2 separate regions of the Homo sapiens genome follow, and region 2 is linked to region 1. Evidence: read pairs that join two places in POLR2A ChIA-PET (ENCODE). Cell type or tissue: MCF 10A. All regions are shown on one strand. Links, peaks and the distances in the headings refer to the core of each region. The heading gives the core; the rest is flanking DNA.

Evidence for each region. Peaks named below come from ENCODE experiments on the same cell type or tissue, not always from the same donor. Only the 100,000 strongest peaks of a DNase experiment are listed, where the experiment ranks them.
Region 2: POLR2A ChIA-PET joins it to region 1 with 6 read pairs; 2 of 35 experiments call an interaction of 5 or more read pairs at or near these places.

What each region holds. Positions count from the first base shown.
Region 1 is chr14:103,891,648-103,903,249 of GRCh38, forward strand. No RefSeq gene overlaps it. Among named protein-coding and RNA genes, the nearest start is that of ATP5MJ, 24 kb to the right of the region's middle. RefSeq lists a silencer at 9,637-9,696. In MCF 10A, for the core only: a CTCF peak has its summit at 9,575 (motif pointing right); a DNase peak (open chromatin) is centred at 6,764.
Region 2 is chr14:104,063,841-104,075,442 of GRCh38, forward strand. No RefSeq gene overlaps it. Among named protein-coding and RNA genes, the nearest start is that of ASPG, 16 kb to the right of the region's middle. In MCF 10A, for the core only: no CTCF peak of the experiment used is centred there; no DNase peak of the experiment used is centred there.

The DNA.
Region 1 (11,602 bases), core at 2,264-10,263:
AGTCCCGCAGAGCCTGGCAGCAGGTGAGACCTCCAGGGAGGTTGCCCTGGAACTTGTTTTTCCTGGTGCCCTCCTGGAGACTGCATTCCACCGGGCCTGACATACACCTACGTTCCTCCCAGGTCTCTGGGGAGATCCTCTGGCCAAGGTGACCAGAGCTGGGGAATGTGCCCCAGTCCACGGGGGACCCTGGGAACTGCGCTTTTGGCTGGAGGCTGCACCCTAGGGCCAGGCCCAGAGCAGGGGCTTCTGGGAGCAGTTGCTGAAGGTGCCCACAGGGATGGGTGATTGTGGGCACACTTGGCTGGCTTAGAGACACCGGGGCGTTTGGGTCCAGAGGCAGGCTTGGGAAAAGTCATCGGAAAGGGGCTGGATGCTGGTCTGGGGAGGACTAACGGCAGAACCCCGAGGATGCCGCCGACAGCGCGGGCTCCGAAAGGGCAGCGGGGGTCTGGAGTTCTGATCTGAAGCTCCAGGAACACCCTGCTGGGGTGTTTCAGGTGTTTGAAAAATTCTCTAAGTTATTTGTTTTCTGTTATTTCTTCATGGTTGGGATACCAGGTTCTAGGGCCGCTTTGGTTTGGCTCTGTATTTCATTGTGTGGCTAATCAATTTCGGTCTGACACACTTTCTCTTTTGAAGAAATTATTCATCAGGGTTTGGCGTGAGGAGCACTATTGCAGGATCCTCAGGCATCTCCAAACATTGAGGCAACACTGCGGAAGTGGCTCCCAGTGCCCAGGGCTGGGGGTGAAATTCCCCTAGTCCAGCCCTCACTGCAGCTTCCTGCTGGGCTGCACGCCTCTCCAGGCCAGGGCCTGCCTCGGAGTCATCTCTGACCCAGGGTCCAGCTTGAGGCCAGCATGGAGGAGGCAGCAGCACATGCTTGTTGAATGAATAAATGACCTGGAGTGAGGTGCTGGGGAGACAGGAGTGAGGGCCCAGGCGCGGCCCTCATCGGGCTCTGAGGGTGTGATTCTCCCACACCCTTGCAAGAAGGACTCTATTTTAAACTTTATTTATTTAAAATCGCACAGTAATTCTTGAACGCTCTCATAAAAATTAAAGCATTACCAATAAAATTCAAGTCTATCTTGATCAAGACCCTTTGGTCTTGCCCCTCCTGGTTTGTTTGCCGTCTGCATATTTGCCAGAGTTTTCCTTGTGTGGTGCTGACATATATGAATTCATAATTTTCTGAGGCCCGTGGAAGGCTTGAGCCCAGGAGTTCAAGACCAGCCTGAGCAACATGGCAGAACCCCGTTTCTACAAAAATTGGCGGGTGCCTGTGGTCTCAGCTTCTTGGGAAGCTGAGACAGGAGGATCGCTTGAGCCCAGGAGGCTGAGGCTGCAGTGAACCATGATCACACCACTGCACTCCAGCCTGGGTGACAGAGTGAGAGCCTGTCTCAAAACCCACCAAAATTTGTAGGTTTTTTTTTTTTTTTTTTTTTTTTTTAGCAAGGTAGTCTTGCTCTTGTTTGAGAGGTAGTCTTGCACTCCAGGCTGGAGTGCGATGGCACGATATTGGCTCACTGAAACCTCTGCCTCCCAGGTTCAAGCGATTCTCCTGCCTCAGCCGGAGTAGCTAGGATTACAGGCATGTGCTACCACACCCGGCTAATTTCGTATTTTTAGTAGAGACAGGGGTTTCTCCATGTTGGTCAAGCTAGTCTTGAACTCCCGACCTCAGGTGATCCGCCTGCCTTGGCCTCCCAAAGTGCTGGGATTACAGGCACTGCACCCAGCCTTTTTTTTTTTTTTTTTTTTGTCAGATGAAGTCTCACTGTTGCCCAGGTTGGAGTGCAGTGGCACCATCTTGGCTGACTGCAACCTTCAACAGCTCCCGAGTTCAAGGAGTTCTCCTGTTTCAGCTTTCTGAGTAGCTGGGATTACAGGTGTGCGCTGCCACACCTGGCCAATTTTTTTTTTTTTTTTTTTGGTGTTTTAGTAGAGATGGGGTTTCTCCATGGTGGCCAGGCTGGTCTCGAACACCTGACCTCAGGTGATCCACCTGCCTCGGCCTCCTAAAGTGCTGAGATTACAGGCGTGAGCCACCACACTCGGCCAGAATCTGTAGTTTTATTTGTGTGTGAGTGTGTGTGTCTGTGTGCATGTGCCTGCGTGTGCGTGTTGTAAATCAAGTGCGTTGTGCAGGCATGTGCACATATGTTGTAAAATAAGTGGCATTGCTCTGTCTGTCATCACGTAAGCTGGCTTTCCCATTGGCTACTGGCCCCTGGAGCCCTTGCTGTGTCAGTATGTAGAGATCTACTCTATGACCCATGATAGCTGCAGAGGGTCCCCAGACCACAGTGGATGTCCACCACAGGAACAAGCCTGTTTTGTGGATGAGGAAGTCGAGGCTTAGAAGTTGGGTGACTTGTCAAAGGTCGCCACCCACGGTGAGGGCCAGGTTCTGGGAGGGCTGAGGGGCAGGCATGGTGAGCCAGTTCCGGGCATGAGGCAAGGCGTGGCAGGCCTGGGGGCAAAAGCCACAGCCCGTGTGGAGGGGGTGGGGGGATCGAGGCCTTTGGGAAGCCTGTGGATTCTGGCTGCAGTGTGGGTGTGACACTGAGTGCTCCGGGGACTCCGAGTTATCACCCAGGCACTGGCCAGCCCCACGCTCCCTCCTCCAGGTACTTGGCTCCCTGCCTCCTTGGCCGGCCCGGGCTGGGTAGGTGTGCAGGGCTGGAGGTGACCAGGTCAGCGCTGCTCTCGAGGACAGGCGGAAGCCCCTTCATGCCCAGCGGGCCCGGGGGTGGGGCCAGGCACCACTCCCCACATCTCCCACGGGAGATCATCAGTCCTCACCGCCATACCAGTGTGGGGGCTGGGTGTCCACCCTCTAGGACTTAGGTCAGGACCAGGCACACGTGGGGAAGGCCAGGTCACTGGGCGGGCCGAGGATGCAAGCTGCCGCGCTTCCCATGAAGGCCCTCTGGCCAAGGTGCTAATTAGGGCAGCTTCCCGAGGAGAGGGAAGAGCACCCTGAAGTGACCTCTGGCCTTCCCAAACGCGGTTTCCTTCTGACTCAGTACTGGCCTGCCTGTCAGCCAGAAATCACCCAAGGGCCCCACATGGAGGGCACCTGCCAGGTCATGGGCCTTGCCCCATTCTCCCTAATTGCGCCTGCCTCAGCTGACCCACCTCCAGTCCGAGGCATGTGTCTCACGGATGCCAGGGTGCCCCCAGGGTGGGGGTGGAGAGGCACTCAGGGTGAGCTGAGGGTGTGTCTCTGGTGCCAAGCCTGGCACAGCGTCCTTGGCCTGGTTTCCCCAGGGCTGGCTCCACCTGGCCACCTTATACCCGTCCCACTCAGAGGCCACCAGTGCTCGGTGGCTTAATGGCACCACGGCAGACAGGCTCTGTCTCTGTGTCACTCAGGATGTTTGCATAAAGGGTCCATACCAGGGAAGAGGGATCTTACTCCACAGAGCCATGGTCGTGATCGGAAGGCTGCGCACCCCAGGCCCCCTGCTCTGGCTGTGTGGCTTGGACAGGCTACCTGTGGTCCTGTGGGTTTCTTTTTTTTCCTTTTTTTTTTTTTTTTTGAGATAGAGTCTCGCTCTGTCACCCATGCTTGAGTGCAGTGGTGCGATCTTGGCTCACTGCAACCTCCGCCTCTTGGGTTCAAGCGATTCTCCTGCCCCAGCCTCCTGAGTAGCTGGGATTACAGGTGTGTGCCACCACACTGGGCTAATTTTTGTACTTTTAGTAAAGACAGAGTTTTACCATGTTGGCCAGGCTGGTCTTGAATTCCTGACCTCAGGTGATCTGCCCACCTCAGCCTCCCAAAGTGCTGGGATTACAAGTGTGAGCCACTGCACCCAGCCGTCCTGTGGGTTCCTTAAGCGAAAAAATGGACAGTCTAAGACCAGCCTCACGCGGCTGTTACCTGGACCAGGCAGAACCCTGTGCTCACAGGGAACGAGGTCCACTGCAGGCTCCTGCACTGGAGTGCCGTGGCGCCCTCCCTCTTCTGTCTGAGCCAGCATTGCCTCCCACATGACCCCAGTCCCATCACATCCCGTGGGGTTCACACTCCTGGCCTTCCCAACCTGACTACATAGCTGGATTCTCCCTCCCCTCCCCTCCCCTCCCCCTTTCTTTTCTTTTCTTTTCTTTTTGAGACAGAGTCTTGCCTTGTAGCCCAGGCTGGAGTGCAATGGCGTGATCTCGGCTCACTACAACCTCCGCCTCCCAGGTTGAAGCGATTCTCCTGCCTCAGCCTCTGGAGTAGCTGGGATTACAGGTGCCAGCCACCACGCCCAGCTAATTTTTGTATCTTTAGTAGAGACCAAGTTTCGTCGTATTGGCCAGGCTGGTCTCGAACTCCTGACCTCATGATCTGCCCACCTTGGCCTCTCAAAGTGTTGGGATTACAGGCGTGAGTCAGCCACCGCACCCGGCCCAGGGAGCATTTTATTTTTAAGTGACAGGGTCTCACTCTGTCACTCAGGCTGGATTGCAGTTGTGTGATCATGGCTCACTGCAGCCTTGACCCCCTGGGCTCAAGTGCTCCTCCCACCTCAGCCTCCTGAGTACCTGGGATTACTGGCACGCACCACCCTAGGAATTTAATTTAATCATCCAGCACTGGTCAGCCCCAGGCTCCTTCCTCCAGGCACTTGGCTCCCCATCTCCTCCTCGGCTGGTCTGGGCTGGGTAGGTTTGCAGGGCTGGACTCAGAAAGTTGTATTTTAGCAAAGCTCTCTCCCAGACTTGAAGGTGCAGCCCAGAGTAAGTGCTTGGAGAGCTGTAGCACCCCTTCCAGGAGGATCCGTGAGACGTGGTGAGACCCCAGAGGAGACGGGGGTACCTGTACTGCCATGGCCCCACACTGAGGGATGAGCACTGCCTTTGTGCCAGACGAGGAGAGAAACCACAGGGTGTAGCTTGGCAATGTGGAGACGGATCCCGCCTTCCTTCCAGCCACATGGAGATGGATCTCTCCTTCCTTCCTGTCACGTGGAAATAGATCCCACCTTCCTTCCCCATCATGTGTGGAGACGTATCCCGCCTTTCTTCCCTGTCATGTGGAAATGGATCCTGCCTTCCTTCCCCATCATGTGGAGATGGATCCTGCCTTCCTTCCCCGTCATGTGGAGATGGATCCCGCCTTCCTTCCCCGCCATGTGGGCCTGTGGGGGGAGTGGGAGGGACAGGTAGATTCCTTTTGGTTTCCTGCCAGCCCACTCAATCCCTCACTCTGGGGAGAGCAAGGATAAACTGTGTAGGATAAACTCACCCCCAAAGTGGCTAACTGGTAGCTGCAAGGCTGCATATTCCCCAGGCCTGGGCCAGACAGTTCCCATCAAAGGAGAGCCTGGTGCTGGTAGGGTCTCCCCCAAAGGATGCTTTGTTCACCCATGGAAATAAACACTTCCCCTGGATAGTTACTCCTGGGACTCGAGTGTAATATGGGGTGTACGTTACTCTTTAACAGGTGACTCCATCCAGGTCATAAAGCTCTTCTGAACTAAGTTCCTGGAAGATAGGCGTTACCACCTCCAGCCCGGGTGTTTATTAACCACTCCCACGGTGGCCACGGAGCAGCCAGGGGTAGTTGTTGCCAGGACGCTGGGCTCACCTTCTGAACTTTGTCCTGAGAACCAGAGCATGGCGGGCCACCCTCATCAGCTTTCCCCAAACCAGCAGGGAGTTGGCACAAGACCAGGGGCTTGGCAAGGGTTGCTTTCCTCTGCTGCAGTGAGGAGCCTCCGTTTAATCCCCACCTCCCCCCTCTGCAGCCACTTTGAAAGAACTGGAGTGAACACAGGCTCCTGGCAGGGAGGAGGTGTCTAAATCACCAGGCTGGCCTCTGGCACCGAGGCCCAAAGCACTCTCACCGCCATTGCCACCCAAACCTGGACTTCCAGACCAGGGCCGCTGGGCTGACAACCATGTGTCAACCTTTAAAGATGAAATAAAACTGCATGAAACCGGGAGGTTTAAAAACCAAAATATAAGGGACCCAGATGGGCGTCTCAATGGTGGAGAGAGACAATGAGCAGAGCTGTGGGGAAGGAAACCCCTGAAACCCTGGCCTGTCACGCGGCATGGATCACCGGCGGACACCAGGCCCGAGGGCAGCTCGCGCATAGGCTGGCGGGAGACCTATAGGCTGGTGCCGAAGATGAGCCGGGCCAGTCAGATGTCCCATTCAGGTTTGGACCATAAACAGAAGAGGGAGGCTCCTTGGAGAAGGGAAATATGGCCAAAAGGTCGTGTGGGTGCCATGGGGCCCCACACAGCATCGTGACCCTAGTCAGGAGGAGCGGAGCAGCGTAGCAGGGAGCAGGCACGGGGAGGAGAGAGGACAGCTTGGAAATGGGTCAAGGAGGCCCCAGTGAGACACAGAGCCAAGATCTTCTAGGCCGCTCTGTGTCCAGGGCCAGCCACAGTTCTGGGATCCAGGAGTCCTGGGGCCCACAGTGTCTTCTTGGATCCCCAAAAGATACTGTGTCCCGACAGGGCCAACATGGGTAGATCTCAGCTTCTTTTGATCCCCCGTGAGAACATCTTAGAATGGGCGTCTGTGGATACTGGAGTCTGTTCTCCTTCCAGGCTCCATGGCTGCCTCGGTTCACAGGCTGGGAGATGAGGAGTGGAGTTGGGGCTGTCACTTGCATGAGACGAGGGTGGGCCTGTGTGGCGAGTATAGAATCAGTCAAACACTCACCTTCTGATGAACTTAGATCAACTTGTGTTGGCTCAACTGCTGGGCATGTTGGGACCTGAGAGTTGGGTAGGCATGTGGGGAGAGGTGGGTATAAGCCTGGCTCCTAAAGACAGTGGCAATCTGCCCAAGGGGGCTGGTGAGTGCAGGCACAGCTCAGGTGGGAAGGCACACCGGAAGGGTGTTCTGGTCAGCAGTGACAGCAGCTACATCTTTGTTTTGGTATATATATATGTATATGTACCATATATTGGAGATTGGAGGAGAGTCCCTCCCCTCCTGGAGAGAGGGGAGCATGGGGAGAAAGGAAGGATCTCTGAGGCCCAGCTTGATGCTCAGCTCAGGGCAGGAAAATAGCGGGGAAGCCCAGCCTCTTTGCCTGACACACATGGTGGAGAGGTGGAGGGAGACTGAGGCTGAGCCCAGCCTCCAGGTCTACCAGAAATTGAGTTTAAGACAAGACCAACTGCGCCCCAGGCACAGGTAGGGGTGGCTCCTTGAATGCTCCCAGCCATCATCAGGCCTGGAGCAGTGAGCACACAGCCGGGCCTCGCCTCCTGCAGCAGGGCAGGCAGGGCGGCAGGGGAGGGGAAGGGAGCCCAGCCCCAGGTATGCAGCCTCGGTCTGCGGCTGCTCTCCTCACGACACCTGGAAGCTGGGCCGGGGGGCTTTTCTTCTGAAGGTGGGTGCACCCTGTGCTGTATTTGGAGGAAAATTCAGCTGTGCTGACTGGGCAGAACTGCGGGTGGTTCAAGTCTTTGCAGAAGGCCTTGCTCCAGGCTTCCTTCAAAGGCAGGCTCTTTTAGGTCAGTGGGCTGCACTTGAGTATGCATCAGAATCTCCTGGAGGGCTCCTGAAACACAGGCCTGGGCCCTATCACGGAGGGCCCAAAGCAGGTCTTGGGTGGGGCCCAAGAACCTGCATTTATGACAGGTTCCCAGATGCTGCTGCTGTGGCCCCAGGAAACCCTTTGAGAACTGCCACTGCAGGCCATTTCGGTTGGAATTTGATTTGCAAACGTTCACATCTGCAGTTCCTCTTAGAAGGGAAGGCGCCTTCTCAAGCACAAGTGAAACAACTCTCTCCACCTGCTGGTGTGCTGGTGCTTGGGCTGCGGGGAAGGGATGTGTGTGTGAGGCAGAGGCCCTCAATTCCTCCGGGTGGGGTGGGGAGATGGCCTGGCAGTACCCATGGCTGGGGGCAGAGCTATCCTGTGGGCCTGGGGAGCCCGCCTGGGTGATGAGACGTGCTGGCACAGGCTCCGCAGCCGGCAGCGCCTCGTCACAGGGGTGGGCTTCAGAACTGCTTGGGCTGGCATGAGAGGCCGCGGGTGCTGGCTTCCCTGGAAAAGCCACTCAGCTTTGAGACCAGAGAGGAGATGCAGACACAAGCCTTCGTCTTCACCCCTTTTCGAAAGAGAGAAAGCCCGAATCTCAACAACAGAGTGTCTCTATCAGTCCCATGGTTGTCCTCAGCCTGGGGAGAGCCTGAGCCGGCCAGGACAGGCAGCTCTTCCATGTGGCTCCTTGCGGTCCCCACAGTAGTCGCTTTGTGGGGCAGGGAGAGGCGACGGGCATCCCGCCAGTCTCCTGGATACTTCAGGACATGGGTAGGCCCACGGTGGTGTTCCCACGCAGTTTTGGGATGTGCAGTCACCTGAAGGCAGCTGATGTGAAGAAGAGCACGGTGGGTGGTGTGGGCAGGGTGGCCACCCCGGGATTACCTGTGTGCTGCCCACATCCGCCCAGGTGGGGATTCGTGCTCAGGTGGCTTACTGGGGGGTGCGGAGGAGAGCAGGCTTCTCAATGCTTATGGAAACAGGAGAAGACAAGCAGGAGGTGGGTTTCAGGAGGCGAGTTTCGGCCCAGGTCCTGTTGGTGCTTGCAGCAGCTTGATCCTAGAGTGTGCCTGGCAGTCAGTGGTCACACGCTGCAACGGGGGAACATGAGCCTCCAGCACTTTTTTTATTTTGAGACAGGGTCTCACTCTGATGCCCAGGCTGGAGTACTTGGTGCCACCATAGCTCACTGCAGCCTCTAGCTCTTGGTTGGGCTCAAGCAATCCTCCCGCCTTGGCCACCTGAGTAACTGGAATTACAGGCATGTGCCACTGCGCGATTAAAAAAATTTTTTTTTGGCCAGGCACGGTGGCTCACGCCTGTAATGCCAGCACTTTGGGAGGCTGAGATGGGGGGATCACTTGAGGTCAGGAGTTCGAGAGCAGTCTGGCCAACGAGGTGAAACTCTGTCTCTACTAAAAAATACAAAAATTAGCCAGGCGTGGTAGCGCACGCCTGTAATCCCAGCTACTCGGGAGGCTGAGGTGGGAGAATTGCTTCGACTCAGGAGGCGGAAGTTGTAGGGAGCCAAGATCACCATTGCACTCCAGCCTAGGCAACAGAGCGAGACTTCATCTCAAAAACAAAACAAAACAAAACAAAACAAACAATTTTTTTTTTTTTTTTTTTTTTTTTAGAGATAGGGCCTCACTTTGTTGCCCAGGCTGGTCTCGAACTCGTGGACTTAGATGATCCTCCCACCTCGAGCTCCCAAAGTGCTGGGATTACAGGCGTGAGCCACCGCTCCTGGCTGAAATTCTTCTTTCAACCAAGGAAGATGTGTAATGAGCTTTGTGACCCCAGAAAGGCATGTGCAGAGCGTGGCTGAGAGTGGCAGGTGTGGGTCCCAGGCGAAAGAGGTCGACTAAAGAGGAGCTGTTCATCATGGGGTGGGCACTCAGGAAGAGCCAGAGATTCCTGGGCTTGGAGCACCAGCATCTCAGCATGTTCCGACAGAAGGGGCCTCAAGGTGACTCCCTTTGGGAAGCTTTGGCTTGAACCCACTTTTCCTCCAGCAGCGCAGAGCTTCTCGCTCGCTGGTGTGCACCGGCGCGCTGTCCAGCAGGGGGCGCCACTCCCAGGGCCGCTTCCCCGCGGGAGCCCTCCCTTCCTGGCATATCGTGGGAGCAGCGTTCCCTCCCACACACCTGACTTAGAACCCCCAGAGTTCTCACATGCGAGTCGCACTTGTCTGCTGTATTCTGAGTATATTGTGCTTGCAAATCAATCCTAAGTGAATTCTATTTTGAATTCAACCAATGAATGTAACGAAACCTCAATCACTGAACAGAGAAAGCAAGTTTGAGTTATGTAAAACTAAATGATGAGTTATTTTACTTTATTTTTAATTTTATTATTTTTTTTTTAGATGGAGTCTCCCTCTGTCGCCCAGGCTGGAGTGCAGTGGCGCGATCTCGGCTCATTGCAACCTCTGCCTCCCGGGTTCAAGTGATTCTCCTGCCTCAGCCTCCCGAGTAGCTGGGATTACAGGTGCCCACAACCATGCTCAGCTAATTTTTGTGTTTAGAGATGGGGTTTCTCCATGTTGGTCTGGCTGGTCTCGAAGTCCTGACCTCAGGTGATCCACCCACCTCGGCCTCACAAATTGCTGGGATTACAGGCGTGAGCCGCCATGCCTGGCATGATGAATTATTTTAAAATAAGGCTTATTGATATCTCATTTAATTCTTAACTTTATGAAGAATGCCTTTTTATCTTCTTTTGCTGCTTACAAGTTCACACAGCATCTCAAGCCTGGATTACTGGCCAAGAATGATGTATAATGACCACCTCACTTACTTATCTGTAGGTGGGTATTTCTAAATGCTTATGGGTACTTACATTTTAGGACTCCTCAAATATTTTATTATTATTATTATTATTGGAGGTGGAGTCTCACTCTTGGCTGGAGAGCAAGTGGCGTGATCTCCACTAACTACAACCTCCGCCTCCTGGGTTCAAGTGATTCTCCTGCCTCAGCCTCCCGAGTAGCTGCGACTACAGGCATGTGCCATCACATCCGGCTAATTTTTGTAATTTTAGTAGAGACAAGGTTTCGCCATTTTGGCCAGGCTGGCTTCGAACTCCTGACCTCGAGTGATCTGCCCACCTTTGCCTCCCAGAGTGCTGGGATTACAGGCATGAGCCACCGCACCCACCCAGGACTCCTCAAATATTTTAATATTACTCTGGCACATTTGATTAAATAGCACTAAATTTCCCTATCTATGAAGAAACTATTTGCTCAAATAAAGGGGTAAATTTCAGCCCAGGCACTCTGAGAATTATCAATGGTTTTGAGACAGGATTTAATGTATCATATTGGATACTTTTCATTCATTGAAAAACTAGGTCTTTATTTTCTGAGGGTTAGCCTAGAATTTTTTTTTTTTTTTTGATATGGAGTTTTGTTCTTCTTGCCTAGACTGGAGTGCAATGGCATGATCTCGGCTCACTGCAACCTCCACCTCCCGGGTTCAAGCGATTCTCCTGTCTCAGCCTCCCGAGTAGCTGGGATTACAGAAGCCCGCCACCACACCCGGCTAATTTTTGTATTTTTAGTAGAGACGGGGTTTCATTGTGTTGGTCAGGCCGGTCTTGAACTCCTGACCTTAGGTGATCTGCCCACCTTGGCCCCCCAAAGTGCTGGGATTACAGGTGTGAGCCACCACGCCCAGGTTTTTTTTTTTTTTTTTTTTGAGACAGGGTCTCACTGTCCCGCACACTGGAGTGCAGTGGTTCGATCATGGCTCACTGCAGCCTCAACCTTCTGGGCTCAAGAAATCCCCCTGCCTTAGCCTCCCAAAGTACTGGGATTACAGGCATGAGCCACCACGCTTGGCCAGCATAGAATTTTTAGAAACCTTTTTTTTTTTTTTTTTTTTTTTTGAGATGGAGTCTCACTCTGTCACCCAGGCTGGAGTGCAGTGGCGTGATCTCGGCTCACTGCAAGCTCCGCCTCACCAGTTCACGCCATTCTCCTGTCTCAGCCTCCTGAGTAGCTGGGACTACAGGCGCCCGCCACCATCCCCAGCTAATTTTTGTATTTTTTTGGTAGAGACAGGGTTTCACCGTGTTAGCTA
Region 2 (11,602 bases), core at 1,116-9,115, 170 kb after region 1:
GAGTACCACAGCTTTCTTTAGAGATTAATACTAGCCAGTGAGAAGAACTCAGTGGTGCAGAACCTGGTATTTTTGAAGCCAGATCCTTCACACTGTTTTCCTTCTTAAAAAAAAAAAAACAGCTTTATTGAGATATAATTCATATACCATATAATTCACCTATTTAAAAGTGTCCTGTCCAGTGATTTTAGTATGTTCACAGTGTTCTGCAGCCATCTCCACAATCAACGTTAGAGCATTTTCATCACTCGAGAAAGAATCTCTGGAACCATTTGAGGTCATCCCAGTTTCTCCCTACTCCACGCTTTCCCCGCCCCAGCCTCACCCTTGTCCCCAGGCAATCACTTATCTGCTTTGTCTTTGTATTTTGCCTGTTCTGTCTCTATATACATGCCTGTTCTGGACGTCCCGCCCCTTGTAATTATATATTATCTGTTGACCAACATCTTTCCCCGTTGGACTCCCTGCAACCGCCCAAGCTCTGGTAACCGCCATTCTACTCTGTCTGCCTATGAGATCAGCTGTTGTAGGTTCCGCATGTGAGTGAGATCATGCAGGATTTGTCTCTCTGTGCCTATTTCATCCAACTTAATGTTCTCCACATTCATCCATGGTGTCACAAATGACAAGATTTCCTTCTTTTTATGTATGCTTATTGTTTTTCTGTAGAGTGAACCCCATCTCCTGCCAGGCACTGACTGGCAGGTTTAGTGTTTTTGTTGGTTTTGTTTTGCCAAGGGAGTGGGAGGCAGGTGGTCCACTGGGCCTCAGCTTGTCTCCTTGTCTTCAGCTCTGCTGAAGGGCACTTCACCACCTTGTCCTCGGTACTTGGTGCAACCCTCTTATGGCTTACCCAGGAGGTAGATACAGCCCCGTCGTTGATATCATTCCTAGTAAACGCAGTTGGTAGAAAACACAAAATACAGCAGACAATGATAACATGTATTATAGAAAGCTGAAGAATTACATTTAATGGTGACATTGAAAACGGTTAGAATTTATCTGGGGAAAAGTAAGCTTGACAGGAATAATCCTAAAACCACAGCCAGTGACAGTGGTTACTGTCTAAAAATGGAGAGAACAGCCATCTTTGTAAAATTTGACCCAGGAAAATAATGGCTCCCAAAGATAATCCGTACACAGATGCTCTCACCAAAAAACACATAGGCAGAACTTGCCTCCCCAAAGCTTGTCTGGAAGATAATTAACCTGATGAAAAATCTTTTAGGAAATTTTAAAAAGAAAATATAAAAAGTAGAAACTACTTTGTTTAGAAAATTGAGCAAAGAAGTATACTGACTTGGTGAAATTCATTTAAGAAAATACTTTTTCAGTGAAAATTCATCATTCGTATAATGCTGATTAATATGTTTTAAACTTAAGTGGGCGGATCACCTGAGGCCAGGAGTTCAAGACCAGCCTGACCAACATGGAGAAACCCTGTCTCTATTAAAAATACAAAATTAGCCGGGTGTGGTGGCACATACCTGTAATCCCAGCTACTTGGGAGGCTGAGACAGGAGAATCGCTTGAACCTGGGAGGCAGAGCTTGTGGTGAGCCGAGATTACACGCCATTGCACTCCAGCCTGAGCAACAAGAGTGAAACTCCATCTCAAAAAAAAAAAAAAAAAAAAGAGAAAAAATGTTTTAAACTCACACTTTGTCAGAAATGGCAGGTGTATTAGTCTGTTCTCGCACTGCTATAAAGAACTACCTGAGACTGGGTAATTAAGAAAAGAGGTTTAATTGACTCAATTCTGCCAGCTGCACAGAAAGCATGGCTGGGGAGGCCTCAGGAAACTTACAGTCATGGTAGAAGGGCAAAGGGGATGCAAGCACCTTCTTCACATGGAGGAGCAGGAGAGAGAGAGTGAAGGGGGAGGTGCTACACACTTTTAAACAACCAGATCTTATAAGAACTCACTATCACAAGAACAGCAAGGGGGAAATCTGCCCCCATGATCCAATCACTTCCCATCAGGTCCCTCTCCCAACACTGGGGATTACAATTCAACATGAGATTTGGATGGGGACACAGAGCCAAACCATATCATTCTGCCCCTGGCCCCTCTCACATCCCATGTCCTTCTCACATTTCAAAACCAATTATGCCTTCCCAAAAGTCCTTCAAAGTCTTAACTCATTCCAACTTTAACTCAAAAGTCCAAGTCCAAAATCTCATCTGAGACAAGGCGAATCTCTTCCACCTATGAGCCTGTAAAATAAAAAACAAGTTAGTTGCTTCCAAGATGCAATGTGAGTACAGGGATTGGTTAAATGCTCCCATTCCAAAAGGGAGAAATTGGCCAAAACAGGGGCTACAGGCTCTATGCAGGTCTGAAACCCAGCAGGTCAGTCATTAAATTCCTAAAGCTCCAAAATGATTGATTCTTTTTACTCCATGTCTCACATGCAGGCCATACTGATGCAAAGGGTGGGTTCCCAAGGCCTTGGGCCGCTCTGCCTCTGTGGCTCTGCAGGGTACAGCACCTGCAGCTGCTTTCACAGCCTGGCATTGAGTGCCTGTCGCTTGTCCAGGCACATGGTGCAAACTGTTGGTGGATCTACCATTCTGGGTTCTGGCAGATGGGGACACTCTTCTCACAGCTCCACTAGGGCAGTGCCCCAGTGGGGACCGCGTCTGGAGGCTCCAACCCCACATTTCCCCTTTGCACTGCCCTAGTAGGTTCTCCGTGAGGGCTTCACCCCTGCAGCACACCTCTACCTAGACATGCAGGCATTTGCATACATCCTCTGAAATCTAGACAGAAGATCCCAAACCTCAATTCTTGACTTCTGTGCACCTACAGGCTGCATGGGAGCCCAGGCTGACTTCTGCCTGGACATCCAGGTGTTCCCATACATTCTCTGAAATCTAAGTGGAGGCTCCCAACCCTCAACTCTTGTCTTCTGCGTACCCACATGCCCAACACCACGTGGAACCCACCAAAGCTTGGGGCTTGCACCCTCTGAAGCAATGGCCAGAGCTGTACCTTGGCCCCTTTTAGCCATGGCTGGAGCTGAGAGTGTCGGGGACACAGGGTGCCATGGCCTGAGGCTGCACAGAGCAGTGGGGCCCTGGATCTGGCCCACAAAACCATTTTTCCCTCCTAGTCCTCCAGGCCTGTGATGGGGGGTGCGGCAGTGAAGGTCTCTGAAGTGCCCTGGAGGCATTTTTCCCATTGTCTTGGCTATTAATTAACATTTGGCTCATCTTATGCAAATTTCTGCAGCCTTGACTTTTTCCCCAGGAAATTTTTTTTGCTGCATAATGAGGCTGCAAAATTTCCAAACTTTTATGCTCTGCTTCCCTTTTAAATGTAAGTTCTAGTTTCAGGTCATTTCTTTGTTTATGAAAATGAGTATAGGCTTTTAGAAGCAGCCAGGCCACATCTTGAATGCTTTGCTGCTTAGAAATTTCTTCCAGATACCCTAAATCATTTCTCTCAAGTTCAAAGTTCCACAGATCTCTAGAGCAGGGACATGATGCCACTGGTCTCTTTGCTAAAGCATAGCAAGAGTGACCTTTACTCCAGTTCTCAGTAAGTTCCTCATCTCCATCTGACACCACCTCAGCCTGGACTTCACTGTCCATATAACTATCAGCATTTTGGTTACAACCATTCAACAAGTCTCTAGGAAGTTCCAAACGCTCCCTCATCTTTCTGTTTTCTTCTGAGGCCTCCAAACTGTTCCAACCTCTGCCCGTTACCCACTTCCATCCAAAGTTGCTTCCTTATTTTCAGGCATCTTTATTGCACTGCCCCACTTCTCTGGTACCAGTTTTCTGTATTCATTTGTTCTCACACTGCTCTAAAGACATACCTGGAACTGGGTAATTTATTGATAATAGACATTTAATTGGCCCATGGTTCTGCAGGCTGTACAGGAAGCATGGCTGGGGAGATCTCAGGAAACTTAGAATCATAGAGAAAGGTGAAGGGGAAGCAGGTACAATCTTCACATGGTGGAGCAGAAGAGAGAGGGTGAAGGGGGAGGTGCTACATCCTTTTAAACAACCAGATCTAGTGAGAACTCACTATCACGAGAACAGCAAGGGGGAATCCACCCCCAGGATCCAATCACCTCCCACCAGGTCCCTCCCCCAACATTAGGGATTACTGTGCAACATGAGATTTGGGTGGGGACACAGAGCCAAACCATATCAACAGGGTTGTGATTTTGGAGTCAGGGTGCCTTGTAGATGGAGTTTCCTAATTTCGAATTGCTGCCTCTTCTCTTATTCTTCACCCTGCAGCCATAGGTTTTTTCTCAATGCACCTCTGAGCAGCAGCAGGTGTACGAGGCCTCTAGTCAAGCCTGGATGTGCTCCTGCAGCTGTCTTGTGAACTTCACCTGTAGCCAGAATCATTGGCCAAGCCCCATGTAGATGCCGTGGGAAAATCATATGTGGCTATCAGCGGATACTGAAAAGGGATCCATTTGAGGTTCAGCACCCATTCCTAACTTAAAAGAAGAAATAAAACATGTAAAATAGAAATAGGAAAAAGCTACAGTAGTTTTTGCATTGCATGGAGGGCCAGCATCATAAAAATGGTGGTTCTGCAAGCCGAAACTGTGCAGAGCAATCCTACTGAGAAGCAGCTGCTCCATCACCTGTGAAGCAGTACAGTAAAAACTCCCACTGTTTGTTATTGGTTACAAATGTGTAGAGAAATGAAAAGAGCAGTAAAACTAATGTATTTAGCACACTGTGATTTGAAACACTAGAAACATTGGGATTAAAGCATTTTGTCTCTTTCTAAAGTCCCGTCAATAGTAGTTTAAACAGCACTTGCCGCCACTGCCTCTTCCTACAACTTCCGCTTCTGGGCTTCTGGCCGAGCATCTTCTCCGGGGCCTGTTGAGTTGCCACGCTCCTTTCTAGTTGGATCGGCTTCCAACACTGTATCATTTGCACATCCCGTGTTGCAAAATGCCTCCCAGAGTTCCTTTCATTTGCGGTTTTTTGCTGGCGTCACACCCCCGAGGCTGTCTTCATCCTTCTCGTCACAACTGTTTGCTCATTGTGAAGATTAATACTGAGTGTCAACTTGATTGGATTGAAGGATGCAGAGTATTGATCCTGGGTGTGTCTGTGAGGGTGTTGCCAAAGGAGACTCACATTGAATCAGCGGATTGGGAGAGGCAGACCCACCCTCCATCTGGGTGGGCACCATCTCATCAGCTGCCAGCGTGGCTAAAGTAAAGCAGGCAGAAGAAAGTGGAATGAGAGAGACTTACTGTCTTCCAGCCTTCATCTTTCTCCCGTGTTGGATGTTCCAAGTTCTTTAGCTTTTGGGCTCTTGGACTTACACCAGCGGTTTGCCAGGGACTCTTGGGCCTCTGGTCACAGACAAGGCTGCACTGTTGTCTTCCCTGCTTTGAGGGTTTTGGGACTCGGACTGGCTTCCTGGCTCCTCAGCTTGCAGACGGCCTATTGTGGGACTTCACCTTGTGATTGTGGGAGTCAATACTCCTTAATAAACTCCCCTTTGTATATACGTACATCCTATTAGTTCTGTCCCTTTAGAGCACCTTAATACACTCATTTACGCAGACAGGCTGCCCCCTCTCAGCCTCTCTGGCTGCACCGCTGGAGCCCCTGGTTGGCAGCAGCGTCCACGTTCCCTCCCTCAGCTGTTTTCTCTGTGACCTCACTTAGGTTTCATTCAAATGTCACTTCCAGGGTTGTCACATTTCATTTCTTTGCTGCATTTTCACCTTTGTGGGTTGGTTCCCTCTTTCCATTTTCATAAACTGTCGTGTGGGCTTATCACTGGGAGGCAAGGAGGCAACAAACTTTTCTGTGTGAGCTGAATAACAGGTGCTCAGTGATCAATTCCTGATGGGCTTTGAAAGAAGTGTCGGGATGGGTTCCTGATCTGATGCACACCTGTGATTTGCACATTTGTGGGTTGAAGAGTTGGCAGCACAGTTTACTCTTCGTGCGGTTTCTCACGGTTGTATGCCAGGGAGACCGGTACTTGAATTGTGCTGTTGGGGGGGGGGGCTTTGTTACTGAACTATGGTAACAGAAATGCGTGCATATCACAGCTGTGTAAAGTAAGGACTACCCATACTGAAATGTGATGAAAATCAAAAAATAATGGTAAACGTTCTTTTAAGTGGCAAAACATTAAAGCCATTTCAGTTAAAATTAGAAACTGGTCAGGGATGTGTACTCTTCCTGTTACTTAACAATCACTTGAAGGCCCGAAATTATAATGAGAAAAGAAAGATGAAATAACCGACGTAACATTAGACAAGAAGAGAGAAAGCTCTTTTTGCTGCTCTGATGTGTACACGTGTTGAGGATACCCAAGTCCACCCCAGGTTCAGTAATTCACCAGGACTTGTAGGACTTAGCATGCAGTTGTGCTCATGGGTGAGATTTACTATCGTGAAAGGATGCAGAGAAAATCACAGGGAAAAGACACGGGATGAAGTCCAGAGAAAATCAGGTCCTCTGCTGGGGGAGTCACACAGGACATTCTTAGTTTGTCCACAGCATGTTGTGATAATGTGGGTGAAGTGTGTGTGCCAGGGAAGCTCATCAGAATCTCAGTGCCCATGTTTTTATTGGGGACTGGTCATGTAGGAACCCTCTGCCTAGCATGTGCCAAAATTACAGACTCCCAGTTCAGTGTAGACCACATTGTTTGTTCAAATAGTTGAGGCACAGTGAGACACCCATGTCAGAGAATGGTGGGAACCCTCCTAAAATTCAGGCTCCCGGCTGCCAATCAAGGGCCAACTTTGGAAGCAGACCTTTCTAAGGAGTGCAATCTTGGGCTTGCTGTGTGAATTCTTTTTCTGCATAACCTAGAAGACCCCCTGCTATAATAACATATTTTGCTAAGGCTTCTGGATATAAGCTAAAGATACAAAAGCCATGGGCTTCTCCGCTGTGGCAATAAGAACCTAGCAATGGAGAAAACATTCTGTGTGGCCAGGCGCGGTGGCTCATGCCTGTAATCCCAGCACTTTGGGAGGCCGAGGTGGGTGGATCACGAGGGCAGGGGATCAAGACCATCCTGGCTAACACGGTGAAACCCCATCTCTACTAAAAATACAAAAAATTAGCCAGGCGTTGTTGCGGGCACCTGTAGTCCCGGCTACTCGGGAGCCTGAGGCAGGAGAATGGCGTGAACCTGGGAGGCGGAGCTTGCGGTGAGCCAAGATTGCCATATGGAGTTTTAATGCTTATGTACTCAAATATGTTTGTATCTTTTTACATGGCTTCTGATTTTCCAATCTAGGTTAATATTACCTAAAATGTGCATACAGTAGAATTCTATTCTTAGGCATTTATTCATCTCCACAAATTTTAAGATACTTTTTATCCAATTCCCAAAAGACACTGTTGAGATTCACTGCACTCCAGCTTGGGCAACAGAGCGAGACTCCATCTCAAAAAAACAAGCAAACAAAACAAAACAAAAGACATTCTATGTATGTGGTGAAAAAAAATAAGATGTTTTAGAATAAAGGTGTAGGACCTATCCCTAAGTGAAGAAAACTGAGATCTTATTGAAAGACATAAAATTGGCCAGGTGCAGTGGCTCACGCCTGTAATCCCAGCACTTTGGGAGGCCGAGGTGGGCAGATCACCTGAGGTCAGGAGTTCGAGACCAGCCTGGCCTGACGTGGTGAAACCCCATCTCTACTGAAAATACAAAAATTAGCTGGGTGTGGTGACATGAGCCTGTAATCCCAGCTACTCAGGAGGCAGAGGCAGGAGAATTGCTTGAACCCAGGAGATGGAGGTTGCAGTGAGCTGAGATTGCACCACTGCACTCCAGCCTGGATGTCAAGAGCGAAACTCTGTTTCAAAAAAAAAAAAAAAAAAAAAAAAAAGACGTAAAATCCAGATGGCTGAAAAAGCGCAGCTGAGAAGATTTCATATAACTTTTGTCAACTCTCCCAAGTTAATACGAAAATGTAATTCCAATTAGAATCTCAACAGTGTCTTTTGGGAATTGGATAAAAAGTATCTTAAAATTTGTGGAGATGAATAAATGCCTAAGAATAGAATTCTACTGTATGCACATTTTAGGTAATATTAACCTAGATTGGAAAATCAGAAGCCATGTAAAAAGATACAAACATATTTGAATACATAAGCATTAAAACTCCATATGGCAAAAGATACCCATGTTTGGCGATATAACATTTTAAAAACCTCATATAGCAAAAGATACCATAACCAATCAGTGGATAGGTTAGATTGCATAGATTGATGTAAACAACAAAGGGTTAATATGTATACACAAAAACCTTTTTAAAAATTGTCAGGCAAGGCTGGGAGTGGTGGCTCACACTTGTATTCCCAGCACTTTGGGAGGCCAAAGCAGGAGAATTGCTTGAAGTCAGGAGTTCAAGATCACAGTAAGACCTGATCTCTTTCTCTCTCCCTCTTTTTTTTTTTTTTTTAAGATGGAGTCTCACTCTGTCACCCAGGCTGGAGTGCAGTGGTGTGATCTCGGCTCACTGCAACCTCTGCCTCCCGGGTTCAAGTGATTCTTGTGCCTCAGCCTCCTGAGTAGCTGGGATTATAGGTGCCCACCACCACGCCTGGCTAATTTTTGTATTTTTTTTTAGTACAGATGGGGTTTCACCATGTTGGCTAGGCTGGTCTCGAACTCCTGACCTCAAGTGATCTGCCTGCGTTGGTCTCCCAAAGTGCTGGGATTACATGTGTGAGTCACCGTGCCCGACTGAGACCTGATGTCTTAAAAAAAAAAAAAAAAAGTTACAGGTGGTGAGTGCCTGTAGTCCCAGTACCTCAGGAGGCTGAGGCGGGAGGATTGCTTGAGCCCAAGAGTTTGAGGCTGCAGTGAGCCATGAATACACCACTGCATTCTAACCTGAGTGACAGCAAGACTCTGAGAAATAAAATTTTAAAAAATTGTCAGGGAAGAGCACAAGAGTCAAACAGGAAACCACGACAATGATATGAATAACTGTCCAAATGACTAACACGTGAAAATGCTCAAATTCCTTAGTAGTAAGGGAATCATAAATCAGTGAGCTTTATAGACTGGCAAGATTTTAAAAAGAGCTGTATGGCTTGTTGTTGGGGAGGTGGAGGGAAGAAATACTTGCATATTGCTGGTAAATGTATGAAGTCTTAAAGTTTCTTTTGGAAGTCAATCTGGCAACATCTGGGAAAATTAAAAACAGGCATATCCTTTGACTTAGATATGTCAGGACAACTGTACAGTGTAATAACTGAACACTAGAAATGATGAATGTCACACAAAAGGAAACGGTAAACATGTTATAGCAGTCAATGTCAAGAAATACCGTGCAGCCATGTGAAGAGTGAGGTGAGAGTTACAGCTGTTGGCCTGAAAAGATGTCCACAAGATACGGCAAGTGAGAAAGAAAGATGCAAAAGTGTGCGTAATATCTTCCTAAAAATCAGTAACCAGGCTGGGTGCAATGGCTCACACCTGTAATCCCAGTACTTTGGGAGGCTGAGGTAGGCAGATCACTTGAGGTCAGGAGTTCAAGGCCAGCCCAGCCAACATGGTGAAACCCCATCCCTACTAAAAATACAAAAAATTAGCTGGGCATGGTGGCACGTGCCTGTAATCCCAGCTACTTGGGAGGATGAGGCAGGAAAATCACTTGAACCCGGGAGGTGGAGGTTGCAGTGAGCCGCGATTGTGCCACTGCACTCCAGCCTGGGCAACAGAGTAAGACTGTGGAAAAAAAAAATTCAGTAACCAGAAAACGCACATAGATGTATCTGTGTAAGTGTGTATGTGCTTGTGCATGTCGGGATGGGATTAAGAGCACAGAGAACAACGTGGAAGGATGTTCTAGATAATGACCTCGGTCATCCAAGGTGGGAGATGATGGAACTGGGTGGTAATGAGGGTAAAGGGAGAGAGGGAGCCATGGATAGATGGGAACACGATTATGCCAATGCATGCATCTGATCACACTTACTCACCAAAAATACATAAATCCATGAGTTGTTATCTGTGGCAGAATTTATACTGTTTTTCCCCCTTTTCTGTTCTGTAACAGAACCTGGTTCTCTTGAGAAGGCAGCAGTGTGTTTACCTACGAGATTACGTTTCCCAGCATCTCTTGCAGCTAGGCATGGCCATGTGGCTAGTTCTGACCAATGAGATGAAAGCAGGAAGTGGTTAAAGCCTCCTCCCTTAAAAGGGAGACAGGTTACCGCTGGGCCCTTTCATTCCTTTAGATGTCTTCCTGCTTCCCTGGAGTGCACACATGATGGCTGGTGCTTGAGCAGCCATCTTCAACTTTGAGGGGACCTTAAGAATGGAAACCATTGACAAACAATGGCAGAATCTGGGTTCCTCTCAACCATAGAGCCATCCCACCAGCCTGGACTGCCTACCTGGAGACTTCTTTTATGTGGGAGAGAAATTAACTTTTTAAAGCCTCTGTTAGGTTTGGTCTGTGTTATAAGCAGCCATAGTTCCTGTTTAAAACAGTATGTACTAAAAAACCCAAGAAGTCAAAAGAATACACATTCAATCACAAAGTGCTAAGCTGCAGATGGAGTATTAAAAGTGGGAATTAAGAGACCACAGTAAATGAGGTATCCTAGACCGCATGTGGTCGTGTATATTTGCTTCCAGGCTATTTATTCAGAATTGCCTAAGCTCAAAGTAACTTAACCAAAACCTACTTTCTACTCTGAAAAGTTCAGGCTTGCTTCCATTTAGAAGCACAGGCAGTATCTCAATAATCGGAATTCAGGTAACAAAGCATTTATTAAGCATCTTCTCTCTCCACCATAAAGTAACCACTCTAAGGAAGACAGAAGATGTACATGACCCAGTTCCTGATGCCACGTTAAGACTCACTGAGAAACTAGGGCACAGTAGCAAATGCTGTAATGAAATACTGGGGCGAGGAAGTACTACGGCCTTTAGGCAGGTTCTTGATTATTCTCTGGATTCACTTTTGTATTTGGAAGATCTTAGTACATTCATTTGAAAAGGCTTTTTAAGCAAGAGAAAGATGCCATTATAACCTCAGAGAAGTGCAGTCGTGTGTCACTTGACAGGGATACGTTCTGAGAACTGTGCCATTAGGCGATTTTGTTGTGTGAACGTCATGGAGTACACTTAGACAAACCTAGATGGTACAGCGTATGACACACCTAGGCTATCTGGTGGAGCCTATTCCTCTACTAAGAACCTCTGCAGCATGTGACTACCGAATACTGGAGGCAATTTTGTTTGTTTGTTTGTTTGTTTTTGAGAGGGAGTCTCGCACTTTCGCCCAGGCTGGAGTGCAGTGGTGCAATCTTGGCTCACTGCAAGATCTGCCTCCTGGGTTCACGCCGTTCTCCTGCCTCAGCCTCCTGAGTAACTGAGACTACAGGTGCCCACCACCATGCAAGGCTAATTTTTTATATTTTTAGTAGAGACGGGGCTTCACCATGTTAGCCAGGATGATCTTGATCTCCTGACCTCATGATCCACCCGCCTTGGCCTCCCAAAGTGCTGGGATTACAGGTGTGAGCCACCGTGCCCGGCCTACTGTAGGCAATTGTAACACATTGGTAAGTATCTAAACATGGAAAAGTACAAGAAAAATATAGTATCA